3 separate regions of the Homo sapiens genome follow, and all the other regions are linked to region 2. Evidence: chromatin loops called from intact Hi-C (ENCODE). Cell type or tissue: B cell. All regions are shown on one strand.

Region 1 (5,000 bases), 170 kb after region 2:
ACCAGGAGTTTAAGACCAGCCTGAGAAACATAGTAAGACTCAGTCTCTACAAAAAATATAAATAAATTTAAAAATTAGCCTGGTATGGTGGTGCATGTCTGTAGTCCCAGCTACTTGGGAGGCTGAGGTGGGAGGATCACTTGAGCCTAGAAGTTTGAGCCTGCATTGGGCTGTGATTGCACTACTGCACTTCAGCCTAGGGTAACAGAGCAAGACCCTGCCTCTAAAAAAAAATGGATGTAATTTGGTTAAATGAAGAGAAGGATTCAATTAAAAAATGATTCTCCCAAGTGTCAGATCTTTAAATCTTACTCTAAACGCATGCCTTCAGCTTGGCTTGAATTTCTATTGGTTTGCTTTTATGCTTTTTTTCCCCTCACCTTGTACATTTTGAAGGCTAGGTAGGGTGGGAAAATGGATTATAGAAAAAAGAAGAATGAATGAATGCTCTAACCAATAGAACTTTCTGCAGTGATTGAAGATTCTATTCTGTGCTGTCCAATACAGTAGCCACTAGCCACATATAGGCAATTGAAGCGTGGCCAGTGGAACTGAGGAACTGAATTTTAAACTTCATTGGAAATATGATTAGTGGCTATTGTATTAGAAAGCGCTATGTGTTCCAACCACTTAGCAATATGCCATACACACCCTAGTAAAGGTGCAATTAAATATGAAGGCTTCTATTAACCTAGTTATGGGGGACACTTATTTGGGTGTGCATGGGCTTGCCCAATCAAGGATTGGAGCACCAAGTTTCCTAAAAACAACCCTGCAAGAGCTTATTCTTAATTTGCACGGTACCTTCAGGCACATTATCTCACTTAATCCCATAACAACTTTGAAGTGGGTAGAGCAGAGATTATCACCTCCATGAACCCCAGTAAGTTTAGGTGATGATGGCAAGGCCCTACAGCAAATGAGGGTGGAGACTAGAAGCCAGGTGTTTCTCCTCCTGGTTAGAAAATGCTTTCCATCCAGGCGTGGTGGCTAACGCCTGTAATCCCAACACTTTGGGAGGCCGAGGCGGGTGGATCATCTGAGGTCAGGAGTTCGAGACCAGCCTGACCAACCTGGTGAAACCCCGTCTCTACTAAAAATACAAAATTAGTCGGGCATGGTGGCGCATGCCTGTAATCCCAGCTACTCAGGAGGCTGAGGCAGGAGAATCGCTTGAACCTGGGAGGCGGAGGTTGCAGTGAGCTGAGATAGGGTATTGCACTCCAGCTTGAGCGACAGAGCAAAACTCGGTCTCAAAAAAAAAAAAAAAAAAAAGAAGAAAGAAAGAAAAAAGAAAAAAAGAAAAAGAAAAGAGAAAGAAAGCAAACTCTTTCCAGGGGAACAGTGAAGGGAGAATGGTCTCCTGCTACCCATGTCTGCTACTCATATCCTGGGTCTCAAGGATGAAGAGGGGTGCCATGCTTCACATGCTTTTTTTTTTTACTTGAGTGTGGTTAATGGGCCATAGGCTATTAATGAGAACCTTATCTTATTCCCTTCCTGCTACCTGAATTTAGGCAGTAAAGATGTTTTTGAAAATTTCATTTATATATTCAAAATTATGTATTGAGTACCAGTCATGTCGCAGGTACTGTTCTAGGTCTGGGGACACAGCTGTGAACAAAGCAAAGATCCCTCCCTTGTGGAGGTAACCCTTCTGGTGGAGAGAGACTGATAATAAATACATTGTGTATATATAGGATTTTTGCAACATTTCAAAGATATTTTAAATATGCCATGGTCTCTCATGTCTTTTATGGCACACACGCACCCTGTCCAATGTATCTTTTGTGTAAATCTGGACTTAACACTTCAAGCAAACTGCCTGGCTTGCTGAAAGGTGGAGACACCTTTCGATTCAGTCTTTTAATATGTGTTGAGTGCCACCTATGTGCAGAGCAAGATATTGGGGACTTTGGAGAGATCCAGAAGAGTGAGAAGACAGTATCCTACCTTAGGGGGTTCCCAGTCCAATGAGGGAAGCAGCCCCATGCCTTGGGAGCTCCCAAGCTATAGAAGCAGCTAACAATCGAGTCTGGAAAGGCAAACAACTTCAGGACCCGCTTCTAAAGCGGAATCGCAAGTACACGCAAAATGAATCCAGCCTTGACTGTGTGGAGTTGGGTAAACCACCTGCCTCTTACGTTGATGGGGAACTAGAATGAGGACAGCTCCAGGGAACAAGAAAGGGTAGACCATAGGAGCTGTCCCATGTCCCAACAGTGGGGAGGAGCTGATGGGCGGCCCCTGCTGGATTAGTGTTATCCTGAGAAGGCTTCTGGATGCGATGGGATTTGAGGTGCTGCTGCAAAGAATGAATTGCTCACGGAAGGGTGGGGTGGGGGCATTCCAGGTAGAGGGTGCCTCCTGGGGGATGCAGGGAACATGAGGGGCCTGGGCAATTAATCAAGCCTTGGGCACAAGCCTAGGCAGTCACCCCCAATTCAAAGCCAGTTGAAAATGCAGAGGAGAGAGGAGGGCCAGTGTTTGGTTGTCTTGACCAAACCCTTGAAGCTGGCCAGCGGCAAGGGCAAGGACCAGGGTCAGAGGTAGAGGGCGTGAGTGAAGGCAACCCAGACTGAGTCCTTCCCTAAGCGCCCAGGTTTCCTGACAGCTGTTAAGGAAGCAAGGTGAGAAAGGGTTAAGTGTGCCCCTCCACCGCCCCAAATGCTTCCTGTGTTTGAAATCCTTCAGGTCTCTGCAAACCCTCTGGCCCCCGGCCAGGCGGGCATTGTCCGGGGAGCGGTTGTAGGTTGTCAGAGAGGCCGCGCAGCCTTTGTTGTGGGGCCACCTCGGGGTTCCCTCTCGCGCTCACGCTCGGGCTGGGGCTGCAGAGTGCGTGCCTGGAGGGGGGCGGTGCGGGAGGCTCGCTCCCTCTCCCTCTTCCTGCCCCCCCTCTAGCCCTCCCGATGACCACATGACCAAGTGGGCTCGCGGCCAAGCCACAAGCTACAAAATGCAGCCCCTGGAGTGAGCGGGGAGCATTCTCTCTGGCAGCCGGGGTCACGGGCAGTTGCAGCCGCGGCCGAGCAGCCAGCCGCTAAGAAAGAGCTCGCCGCTGCCGCTCCCGGAGCCGCCGAGGCCAGCTTCGCGGCGCTGCCCCGCGGCGGGAGAGGAGGCTGCAGAAGAGCGGAGGCGGCCAGCGGGAGCGGCGGGGCTCAGCGCGCACACTCAGCGGCCGGGGAGCCTCCCGAGCTCTGCGCCCGCACGCGCCAGCCGCGGCTCGCGCCTTTCTTGGCCTCCGGGCGCCCGACCTCTCCTCCCCCGCGCCGGCTCGCCGGGGCCGCGGCGGCCCAAGGAGCAGCATGAATCTGCGGCTCTGCGTGCAGGCGCTCCTGCTGCTCTGGCTCTCCTTGACCGCGGTGTGTGGAGGTGAGTGCGCGCCCTCCCGCTCGCCCGGGCTGCAGCCGGCGTGCTCCTTTCCCTCCGCCCTATTCGCACTCTCCCCGCCTCCCGGGGAGCCCGGCGCGAGCCGTGCAGTAGCAGCCACGCGCCGGCCAGCGCCAGGCAGCAGATTGACAGAGCGCCCCGAGCCATGGGGCGGCTGGCCACAAGGACTGCTTCTTTTGCGGGGCTCAACTCGGCCTTTGGCATCACCTGCCCGTCACCTTGTCCCTCCTAACCGTCGCTCGCAGTCCCAGGAGCTCAGGACCACAGGTGTGCGCCGCGTGTCCCACGCCCTGCACCCCGCGTGGTAGAGGTGGAGGCGGGGGACATGCCCGCTCCCTCGTGGATCGATGGAAGGAACTGACCAGAGTCGAGTGGGCTGGGCTCCCATGTTGAACGTCTTCTGGTCCCTGAAGGCTGGGAGCCTCCCGCCAGTCCAGGGGCGCGGGAAACCGGGGATGATGTGCCAACATGCAGACGTGACACTTGTTGCATAGGCAGGAGTGCGCGGAGGGGGTGGCGGCATGGAGCCCAGCTGTTGCTCCTTTCGGCCTGCATGTGTGAGCAGAGGCAGCCTCCCCCAGGCAGGGCCGGGCCCAGCCGGGCTGGGCTGGTCTTCTCCTCCCTAACCCCAAGGTCCTGGCTGGTCTCCTCCCCTGCACAGGATGCCCTCCCCATAGCCTCCATCCCACCCCCAGAGACTTGGTTCTCTTACATCCTGGCTCCAGCCTTCCTTTCTGTCCCAGGCACGGACATGCTTCACTTTAGTCTCCCTGCCGCTAGGCACCAAAGGAGGAAGCACAGCACCTGACCCGACCCCTCCCTGCAGCTCAGGAAAGGGGAGTCCTTTTGCCCTCACCTGCCAATACTTGGCACTAGTGCCCATGTCCGCCCCTAGCCTGGTCCCCAACCACGCCCCAGCAGCCCCATCCCAGGCTGCCTGTCCTCTGTGTCAATGTCTCCTGGGGCTGCCAGCTCCCACCTCCAGCTGCCACAGTCCTATGATCTGGCTGTCATTGCTGCCTGCCTGGCACCACACAAGGGGAAGGCCAAGACCAGGTGGACTAACGCCAGGACCATGGCTGGAGTCACAGGGAGGTGGGAGCAGAAAGAAGGAGAAGGCAGGGCAGTGAGTTTCCTGGGGCAAGGGCACAGGGCCCTAAGTGGTTCCAAACCCTCCAGAACAGGAGGATGGCATGCAGCCCAGGAGCCTCCGAGGGGCCCAGCCAGCTCTGCCTGCCTCTCATCGCAGGCCACCTCCTTTCTCTGCTCTTGCTTTTTGGCCCTGCTGTGGCTCTGGGAACACTGCCTGGCTTCTCAGAAAGGTGCAGTGGTTGGGGCTGGCACCTCCTGCCTCCAGGTAGCTGGCCGGTGATTTCTCTATTCAAGACCTGAACACGAAGTGAGCCACCACCACAGTAAGAAGTGGGTAGGCTTTTTCCACAGAAACTCCTGTCAGGCAGGTAACAGAGGGAGCAAAAGATACGAATGTAAGATACGAATGATACACCATACCAGCCTATCCTCAGGGAGCCTACCATCTGGTGTCATTGGCAAGGCATGACACTTGCACAATACCACCACAGGCAAATAGTCCAGGGTGGTGCCTTCAG
Region 2 (5,000 bases):
TTCTGTTTTTAGAATTATACTGCATGGTGAGAGTGCAATGAGACAGGCACTCTCATATGCTGCGGATGGGCAGGCATGCAAATTCATACGGTCTGTCTGGGAAGCAGTTTGGCAACAAGTAATATGGACTTTAAAGGGTCATACCCTTTGACCCAGTAGTTCTACTTCTCTGAGGGTTTAGCTAAAGGAGATAAACAGATTTTTACAAATTACTGTAGAAGGATTTTTGGTGCATCATTTTTTCTTTTCTTTTAAATATGAGTAGCTATTTTAATGCCGGCAACTTCATGTATTACTGCTTATACTTCACCATTCTTTTCTTTATTCTTTCTGTTTTAGAAATTAATTTTAACACATGAGTATGTTCTTGGAAGGGAGGAGGGGACTAGGATTGAGGTGGTGATCGAAGGAGATTTAAGCTTTTCTCTGTAATGTTTTAAATTTTTACATGAAACATCACCTAAATAGTAAAAAATCCCAACAATATGGAATATTTAAATAAATCATAGTACACGTATATGATGGAATATTGCCAGTAGTTATGTTTTAGAAAAAAAATTAACAATGAGAAAATGTTCACAGCATATAATATTAAGTAAATACTTCATGGTACAAATCTGCATTTATAATATGATCTCAATTTTTTAAAAATTATGAATGTTTACCTGTTAATAGAAGATTAGAAGGAAATACGCCAAAAAATATAAATATCTCTGAGCTGAGAGACTGACTGTCAGTGATTTTTATGTTTTCTTATTTATACTTTGTTTTTTTCCAAAAAAAATTTTTTTTTTGAGTTGGAGTCTTGCTCGCTCTGTCACCCAGGCTGCCTCCCAGGTTCAAGCGATTCTCCTGCCTCAGCCTCCAGAGTAGCTGGGATTACAGATGCGTGCCACCATGCTTGGCTAATTTTTGTATTTTTAGTAGACACGGGGTTTTGCCATGTTGGCCAGACTGGTCTCAAACTCCTGATCTCAGGTGCCCCGCCTGCCTCAGCCTCCCAAAGTGCTGGGATTACAGGCGTGAGCCACCATGCCTGGCCCTATTCTGTTTTTTTCCAAAATTTTTACAATAAGCAAGCATTACTTTTATTTCAGTAACTGTTTCTGTGTTACCAGTCTTTTCTTTTCACATGCATATATTTTGTTTGCAAGATAGTATTGTTTTATGCGTATTGCTTTTTAACATACATTTTCATTTTGCCATATATTGTATTTTCCTGTTTTCACCATTCTTTCGTCTATGTCATTTTTAACGGCTGCATAATATTCCATTCTATGCACATAACATAATTTACTTAACCACCCTTCTATTGTGACATTGAAGTTATTTTTAGTTTTTCACTATTAAAAGGAACTCTGTGACAAATATCCTTATATAAACATCTTTCGTATATCTCATTATAATTTTGATAAGTTTCTAGAAGTAGACTTGATCAGTAAATGAATATACACGTTTAAAACTTTGGTAGCTGGCTGGGCACGGTGGCTCACACCTGTAATCCCAGCACTTTGGGAGGCTGAGGCGGGCGGATCACTTGAGGTCTGGAGTCTGAGACCAGCCTGACAAACATGATAAAACCCCATCTCTATTAAAAATACAAAAATCAGCCAGGCATGGTGGTGGGCCCCTGTAATCCCAGCTACTCAGGAGGCTGAGACAGGAGAATCACTTGAACCCAGGAGGCAGAAATTGCAGTGAGCCAAGACTGAGATCCCACCACTGCACTCCAGCCTGGGCGACAGAGCGAGACTTCATCTTAAAAGAAAAAAAAAGTTTAGTAGCAGCTGCCATATTGCTCACTGATAAGATCTAAGAATGACCTTTCCCCACCCTTGCTAACATGGGGTATTTTTATTGTTTGTAATGTTTTTTAATATGATAGGTAAAAATGGTATCTTTGTGCTTTAATTTTTATTTCTCTGATTATTAGTGAAATTGGATGTTTTCATTTAATGTATTTTTAGCTATTTTTTTAAATGAATGTTTTTCTTTGTAATCAGAAAAAAAAGCCTCGAAGAAACACTTTTTCTTATGTATACAACAGAACTGCATGCACTTAGTGGAGTTTTATGGGCATATTCTGTGATGTTGAGTGTCTAGTCTATAAAAGACAGGGGGCTTGGGGAACCTTTGAATGCCCCCATTGGTTTTGGAGAGGTGGTGAGACTTTTGGGCTCAAGTGATGGCTAGCTGTGATATTAACTGTCTTTATTGATTTACAGAAGCTACCAATGGTGCGGTGCCCCAGGGCCAGCGACCACCGCCTCGTATCAAGAATTTCCAGATAAACAACCAGATTGTGAAACTGAAATACTGTTACACATGCAAGATCTTCCGGCCTCCCCGGGCCTCCCATTGCAGCATCTGTGACAACTGTGTGGGTGAGTAAAACTACAGGGACATTGCCTAGGGAAAAGGCTGAGTTGAACTAGAAAGTCAGGGTGGTCACCAATTTTGGGAGGAGGGAAGATAGATTTAGATGAGAAATGAACTAGATTTAGATAGGGAAATTTAGATAGGCAACAAGCTCCTGAAAAACTGCAAATCAGCTGTACTTGTGTAGATCAAATCAAAATTTAAATATCCTCTAGCCTAAACTTTACAAAAACCTCTTTAGTAAATGAGAAAAATAAACTTTACCTATTTTTGAAATTTAGATTTTCCTGTACTGGATTTTCATGTGGGACCCACCTTACATAGTGGGAGGAGACACCTAGTCCACTGGAGGGCAGCATTGAGGAAGGAAGGTCTGTCTAAGACGCAACCCAAGAAGAGGAAAGTTGCTAGCATTTATTGAGTTTCTACTACATATTGGGCACTGTGCTAAGTGATTTACCTTTCTCTCATTTAAGACTTGTAACAGCCCCATGAGATTGGTATTATCCCCATTTTACGGATGAGGAAATAGGTGAAGCACCAGTATGTAAGTTCACATAATTAGTATGAGATTAAGCTAGAGCAGGTCTGATTCCAAACTGCTTATTTCTTCTCTTTGCTGCTGCTGCAAGAGGGTCAGGTATATGTGTGTCTAATACAGTGGTCTGTACTTCCATCCACATATATGTGGCTTTGTTGTAATCACTGCCTACTGTGTGCTAAACCCTGGCCAAGATGAGAAATGGGCCATAAAGATTCCTGTTGATAGGCCTATATGTGAAATTGCTTATATCATCACTAGGCATACTTCTAATGTTCTTTTTAAAATTACTTTTTCTTGAGTTCCCATGATTGGATAATGTTTTTTCTGTATACCATGTGGCATCCTGAGGGCATTGCTTTCCTCTTACTAGCCATTTCTTTAGGCAAAGGTTGGGAGATATATATTGCTTTATATGGTAAAAGCTATATGGTGCTCTCTTCGGCAGCGTGTATACTAAAAAGCTACTATATGTATATAAGATTTTTATAAATCAAAACCCATTTTATTATTATTATTATTTTTTATTTTACTTTAAGTTCTGGGATACGTGTGCAGAATGTGCAGGTTTGTTACATAGGTATACATGTGCCATGGTGGTTTGCTGCACCTATCAACCTGTCATCTACGTTTTAAGCCCTGCATGCATTAGGTATTTGTCCTAATGCCCTCCCTCCTCACCCCACCCCCCGACAGACCCCAGTATGTGTTGTTCCCCTCCCTGTGTCCATGTGTTCTCATTGTTCAACTCCCACTTATGAGTGAGAACATGCGGTGTTTGGTTTTCTGTTCCTGTGTTAGTTTGCTGAGAATGATGGCTTCCAGCTTCATCCATGTCCCTACAAAGGACATGAACTCATCCTTTTTTATGGGTGCATAGTATTCCATGGTGTATATGTGCCACATTTTCTTTATCCGGTCTATCATTGGTGAGCATTTGGGTTGGTTCCAAGTCTTTGGTATTGTAAATAGTGCTGCAATAAACATATGTGTGCATGTGTCTTTATGGTAGAATGATTTATAATGCTTTGGGTATATACCCAGTAATGGGATTGCTGGGTCAAATGGTATTTCTGGTACTGGATCCTTGAGGAATCGCCACACTGTCTTCCACAATGGTTGAACTAATTTACACTCCCACCAACAGTGTAAAAGTGTTCCTATTTCTCCACAGCCTCATCAGCATCTATTGTCAAAGCCCATTTTATTTATTTATTTTTTGAGATGGAGTCTCACTGTGTCACCCAGGCTGGAGTGCAGTGGCATGATCTCGGCTCACTGCAACCTCCACCTCCTGGGTTCAAGCGATTCTCCTGCCTCAGCCTCCTGAGTAGCTGGTATTACAGGTGCACACCACCACGCCCGGCTAATTTTTGTATTTTTAGTAGAGATGGAGTTTCACCATGTTGGTCAGGCTGGTCTGGAACTCCTGACCTTGTGATCCACCCACCTAGGCCTCCCAAAGTGCTGAGATTACAGGCATGAGCCACCACACCCGGCTGTCGAAACCCATTTTAAGTGAAGCAGGAAACTTGATATTTAAAGAAGGTCTGGCCAGGCGCGGTGGCTCACACCTGTAATCCCAGCACTTTGGGAGGCCAAAGCGGGAGGATCACGAGGTCAGGAGATCAAGACCATTCTGGCTAACATGGTGAAACCCCATCTCTACTAAAAATACAAAAAATTAGGGGACGTGGTGGTGGGCGCCTGTAGTCCCAGCTACTCGGGAGGCTAAGGCAGGAGAATGGCGTGAACCCGGGAGGCGGAGGTTGTAGTGAGCCAAGATCGCGCCACTGCACTCCAGCCTGGGTGACAGAGCAAGACTCCATCTCAAAAAAAAAAAAAAGAAGAAGGTCTATACCCAGTAATGGGATTGCTGGGTCAAATGGTATTTCTGGTTCTAGATCTTTGAGGAATTGCCACATCTTCCACAATGGTTGAACTAATTTACATTCCCAACAACAATAGCGTTCCTATTTCCCCGCAACCTTGCCAGCATCTGTTGTTTTTTGACTTTTTAATAATCGCCATTCTGACTGGCATGAGATGGTATCTCAGTGTGGTTTTTGATTTGCATTTC
Region 3 (5,000 bases), 67 kb after region 2:
CAGGGCTGGGATGGGATGGGTGGACGGCGAAAGGAAGAAGACAGCTACCATAATCAAAATCCCCTCTTCAGCACCTATGTGTGAAAGGCCTCTGCAAACCTATCAAGTTAAAAGTTACTAAGTTGTCTGACAAGTGTGACTCCCCACCCTACACACTCCTCCCCCATCCCACTCATTTTGGCTGTTCTGTAGGTCTGGGTTTCCTTGGGTCCAGCTGGTTATGAAAGCAAGGCTTCTTCCAGGCTTCCTGGGAGGCAGAAAGGGGAATGTCCCCTTTTTACAGCTGGGGAAACTGAGGTCCAGAGAGATTATATTATCATAACACTCTCATATTCAGATAGTTGTCGACCATTTATAGGACACTTTTGCTGCTCCCTGGGAAGAATGGTAGAAGAGGCCTCATTATCCCCAGTTCACAGATGAGGCCATTGAGGCCATGCGGCTGTTTCCCTCTCTGAACCTCAGTGAAGCCAGGCCTAGAGCAAGCACTGCCTCTCCACACAGTCCTCTCCATGGCAAACACGGATCTGACCCAGTGACTTGCTGAGTTCCAGTTAGGTGAAGCCTCAGTCCCAAGGTCTGACTCCCAACTCCCAGCTGCAGCAGTTGCCACAGATGGCCCCTGTGATCATGCCTTGGTGAGGGAGAGGGGAGAAATGGTCCCAGGGCCCTGGGGCTTCTCCTTGGGTCATGGGGTGTGGTGACCTTCTTCTTCAGAAGGAAAGAAGAGGAAGTGAGGTGACTATTTCCCCGGCCTCACCCTACTCTGAGCACACCCCATTCCAGCAACGCCCCCACAAATTCACTTCCCCTTTGCTCATTGGCCATCTCAAGTACACACAGCATCGAACTCCTGACCAGCAAAGGCTGCTAAGCTGAGCGCCTGCTACTCTGGATCCCCTAGAGCTGTGCTAAGAACAAGCAAAGAGCCTCTGTCGTTAGCACATTCGCCATTTCCACAGGACTCCTTGCTCCTCCATCAGTTCAGTACGGCCCTTCTTTTGTCCCACCCCACGCTTCCCACACTTCCTTCCTCAATGAGAAGGGAAAATCTTTCAGGTCAGCTCAGCTCAGCTCAACTCTGGTGTGAATGATCAGTCACACGTTTGGAAGGAATGGGGTTAGCCTATTCTTTTTCTTTCTTTCTTTCTTTCTTTCTTTCTTTCTTTCTTTCTTTCTTTCTTTCTTTCTTTCTTTCTTTCTCTCTCTCTCTCTCTCTCTCTTTCTCTCTCTCCCTCTTTCTTTCTTTCTTTCTTTCTTTCTTTCTTTCTTTCTTTCTTTCTTTCTTTCTTTCTTTCTTCCTTTTATAGTCTTGCTCTTATTGCTCAGACTGGAGTGCAGTGTCACGATCTCGGCTCACTGCAACCTCCGCCTCCCGGGTTCAAGCGATTCTCCTGCCTCAGTTTCCCTTGGGAAGCATGCTCCACCACACCCGGAAAATTTTTGTATTTTTAGTAGAGATGGGGTTTCACCATGTTGCCCAGGCTGGTCTCAAGCTCCTGACCTCAGGTGATCTGCCCGCCTCGGCCTCCCAAAGTGCTGGGATTACAGGTGTGAGCCACCACGCCTGGCCAGGTTAGTCTATTCTGCACGGCTGTCATGTCTGAGCATTCAGGTTGTACACTGTACAAAGGTAGCCCATCAAAAGGGTTGCTTCTCTCATCTGCCCCCACCTCCACCCTGAACAGTGCCATGGGGAAGAGGGGGCTGAGGAGTCTGCATGACGTTGGTGGTGCGGGGGTGTCCAGGGTGTGCACTAGTGGATGAGAGTAGGGTATATGTGTTTGTGTGGCCAGGCAGGGACATTGAGTATAGTTGCTCAGACTGTGTAATAATACGTGGACTTAGAAAACATTTTACTTGAGGCTGGGCATGGTGGCTCATGTCTGTAATCCCAGCACTTTGGGAGGCTGGGGCAGGTGGATCACCTGAGGTCAGGAGTTTGAGAACAGCCTGGCCAACATGGTGAAACTCCATCTCTACTAATACATACATATATATATATGTGTGTGTGTGTGTGTGTATGTGTGTGTATATATATGTGTGTGTATATATATATGTGTGTGTGTGTGTATATATATATATATATATATATATATAGCTGGGCATGGTGGTGGACACCTGTAATCCAAGCTACTTGGGAGGCTGAGGCAGGAGAATCACTTGAACCCGGGATGCAGAGGTTGCAGTGAGCCAAGATCGCGCCACTGCACTCCAAACCTGGGCGACAGAGTGAGACTCTGTCAAGAAACAAACAAACAAACAACCCACAAAAAACAGCAACTTAAGCAAAGGGAGTCTTTTCCTAATTCCCACAGAGGTGCTGCCTGGGTCCTGCCACTATTCCAGCCTCTGTGTATTTCCCACTGTGCAGGGACCCCCATGTGTGAAAATGGGTAGGATGTTCGGGGCTCATTCCAGATCTCTCCTTTTTCAGACGAAGAATCCGTGGCCCAGGAAGGGAAAGCTTTGGCTGACTCTTGGCAGGCTCAGGAGGTCTGAGCAGAGACATCCAGGCTAGGGTGAGGTCGGGGTACATACCAGTACTGCCCCCCAGAGTCCAGCAGGTACATCTCATCTGAGGACAGCTTGCGGTTCAGCTCCTTGGTCGGGCTGAGAAGGGGAGAGAATGTTGAGAAGGGCAGCCTAACCCTGCACTGGGTCACGTGGGAGGCCTTGGTGGGAGGACCTCTGGGGCCTGGGCTTCCAGGCCAGTCCCTCTGGAGGAAGTCATTCTATCCCAAAGGGCCCTGGAAGAGAACTCAGCTTCCGTTGCTGCTGTCCTCAGCACACGTCTGTTAATCCTGCACCTGGCTGAGCCAGGCCCTGGTCCCCAGGGAGGAGAGAGAGGGTAAAGCCCAGAATATGAGAGCTGGGAGAGCCCTAGAGACCCCCCAGCTCAGCTGTCTCCTTTTCCATAAGGAGAAGCAGGCCTATGGAGGCCAAGGGGCTTGCACGAGGATGCGCGGTAAAGCGGCAAAGAGCTGGGCCTCTACCCAGATGCTCCCTCCGGCCCTTTGTCTCTAACTTCCTGCTGCCTCCGAGAGCAGAGGGCCCTGAGAAGAAGCAGAGCACAGGAAGGGAGGATACCTCCAGGGTGGGGCTGCTGAGCAAGAGGTGGTAAAGCCGAGGAGCACCCACCCTGCCACTCTAGCCCGAGTGGGTAGGAGGGGCTGGGGCAAGGCAGCCGAAGGCGTGGGAGACACCAGGGGACACCAGGGGAGGGAATTCTGGGACATGTCAGGCACTCCCTTGGAGGGCATTGACCTCTCCCTGCTGTGCCCATGCCAGGCGGAGGCAGCTGGTCAGCTTTTCATCAGGCAGGCCTGCAGGGGTTTGTTTTCTATAGGGCCAAACACCTGGCTAGCCTGTATCTTGGGCCCACCTTGGCTGGTTCAGGCTGAGTGAACAGACCTCTCTCCATGTGAACTCGTGAGCTTTAAGCATTAGCTAACATAAGCAACACATGGGAAGCCAGGGAAAAGCATCCAATGGCATCGGTGTCTTCCTTCCAGGTCCCCCAGCCTCCAGCTCTCAGGCCTTTTCATTACAAGGCAACTCCCTACTCCACACTGAGCTCCTCTCCCAGCCCCCACAGGGCTAGGGGCCTCGGACCTTCAACGTGGACTCAGGTCCCAGAACATCCCCCTCCCCTCACCCTGTTCCTCTACACACACAACAGGATGCCCCAACAGGGCCCTAGAAAATTCTTTTTCCTCAAGTACCTGTAGTGGGCCAGGGCAGCATTCAGACCACTAGCAGAGATGGTTTCAAAACTGGGTCCGGAGGAGAACTGTTCTTCTCTGGAAAGTACAAGGCAAGGCATGGTCAATGAATGGGCCCCTGGACTAGGCTGGGCCCGGGATATCTAATCAAATCCAATGAAGGTCATGGCTGCCTCTACCTCTCAACTGGACACCATTTGGCTCTCCCAGCCCTCACCTCCTGGTTCCATCTCCTCAAGCCCTGACCTGTCATTTATAGAGGAAGATCAGAGGACACACTGTAGACACACATTATTTCCTCTCCACCTCCATTTTACGGATAGGAGTGAAGAAACCCAGCTCTCTGTATCTGAAAACTCCCCCAGTCCTGGGAGAGCATCCTGTACCTCAAACCTACAATCCGGCCCTGACCTGGGCCAAGCATGCCTTCGGGAATCCTCCTCCCTACCTGGTATTCTCAAGTGGTCCAGGGGCTGACCTGGTCTGAGCCACAGCACCCCCCAGGGAGATTCAGACCGTACCTGAAGCAGACACTAGGGGACGCTATTGGGTTGTGGCCCTTCGAGTTGTCCTGCTTTCAGCGGGGCGGGAAATATCATCCAACGCCCCCTGCTCAACTCCCCGACCACCCAAGAACCTGTCACTCCTTGTTCTCCAGAGCCCTCCCCCACCCAGCACGCATATGAGGAGGATCTTCCTTTCTGCTAAGTAAGGGGACAAATTCCCCCTCCCTGCCCCCACTGCCACACTAAAAGACAGTCAGCCAAAAAGGACGGCCGTGGCTCTTCACCCTCGGAACTTGTCCACGATCTCTGCCCCCGAGAACTCATCCACTGTGCCTTTGGGCACGTTCTTCTCCAGCCAGACCAAGTACCGGATCACAGCCACAGCGTCCCGCACCTGGAGTTGGGGAAGCAGGGAAACAGAGGAGCCGGGTGAGGTCTGGTTGCAGCCACAGGCTCCAAGATGATGGAGATCAGATAGCGGCTCCAGGATGTGGAGCTTTGAAAACACTGGCTATTTGATGTCAAAGAATTCTTGTTAGTGTTTATATATGATCATAGTGTGTTCCTGTTTTTGAAAGAGTTCTGTGTTGACGGCAGAAATGACACACTATCTAGGATTTACTTTTAAAAGAATCCAGCAGCAGAGGGGGTGGTTGTGGTGGTAATGAACATGGGGTTATAGACAAGACAAGAATGGCCATGAGTCAAGGATTATTGAAGCTGGATGAAGGGACACTGGAGATTATGATGCTATTTTCTTTATCTTTGT

Evidence for each region. Hi-C counts contacts between places; a loop is a spot of excess contacts. Peaks named below come from ENCODE experiments on the same cell type or tissue, not always from the same donor. Only the 100,000 strongest peaks of a DNase experiment are listed, where the experiment ranks them.
Region 1: it touches region 2 in a loop (14-fold over the local background); 11 of 110 quality-filtered maps call a loop at or near these places.
Region 3: it touches region 2 in a loop (21-fold over the local background); 20 of 110 quality-filtered maps call a loop at or near these places.

The regions. Positions count from the first base shown.
Region 1 is chrX:129,652,936-129,657,935 of GRCh38, reverse strand. APLN (apelin) reads left to right here and starts at 2,980. Exons shown (of 3, transcript NM_017413.5): 1 at 2,980-3,372. The coding sequence starts at 3,306. RefSeq lists enhancers at 1,797-1,856, 1,867-1,956, 3,649-3,708 and silencers at 3,139-3,218, 3,309-3,358. In B cell, a CTCF peak has its summit at 1,926; DNase peaks (open chromatin) are centred at 1,905 and 3,355; H3K4me3 peaks cover 1,346 bases; H3K27me3 peaks cover 2,643 bases.
Region 2 is chrX:129,821,063-129,826,062 of GRCh38, reverse strand. ZDHHC9 (zDHHC palmitoyltransferase 9) reads left to right here. Exons shown (of 11, transcript NM_016032.4): 5 at 2,226-2,384. Among named protein-coding and RNA genes, the nearest start is that of ZDHHC9, 20 kb to the left of the region's middle. In B cell, CTCF peaks have their summits at 2,485 and 2,692 (motif pointing right); a DNase peak (open chromatin) is centred at 2,742.
Region 3 is chrX:129,754,097-129,759,096 of GRCh38, reverse strand. It overlaps XPNPEP2 (X-prolyl aminopeptidase 2), which reads right to left. Exons shown (of 21, transcript NM_003399.6): 12 at 4,516-4,625; 13 at 3,726-3,803; 14 at 2,542-2,613. Among named protein-coding and RNA genes, the nearest start is that of XPNPEP2, 18 kb to the right of the region's middle. RefSeq lists an enhancer at 2,713-3,212. In B cell, a CTCF peak has its summit at 4,228 (motif pointing right); DNase peaks (open chromatin) are centred at 816 and 2,586; H3K4me3 peaks cover 1,397 bases; H3K27ac peaks cover 2,638 bases.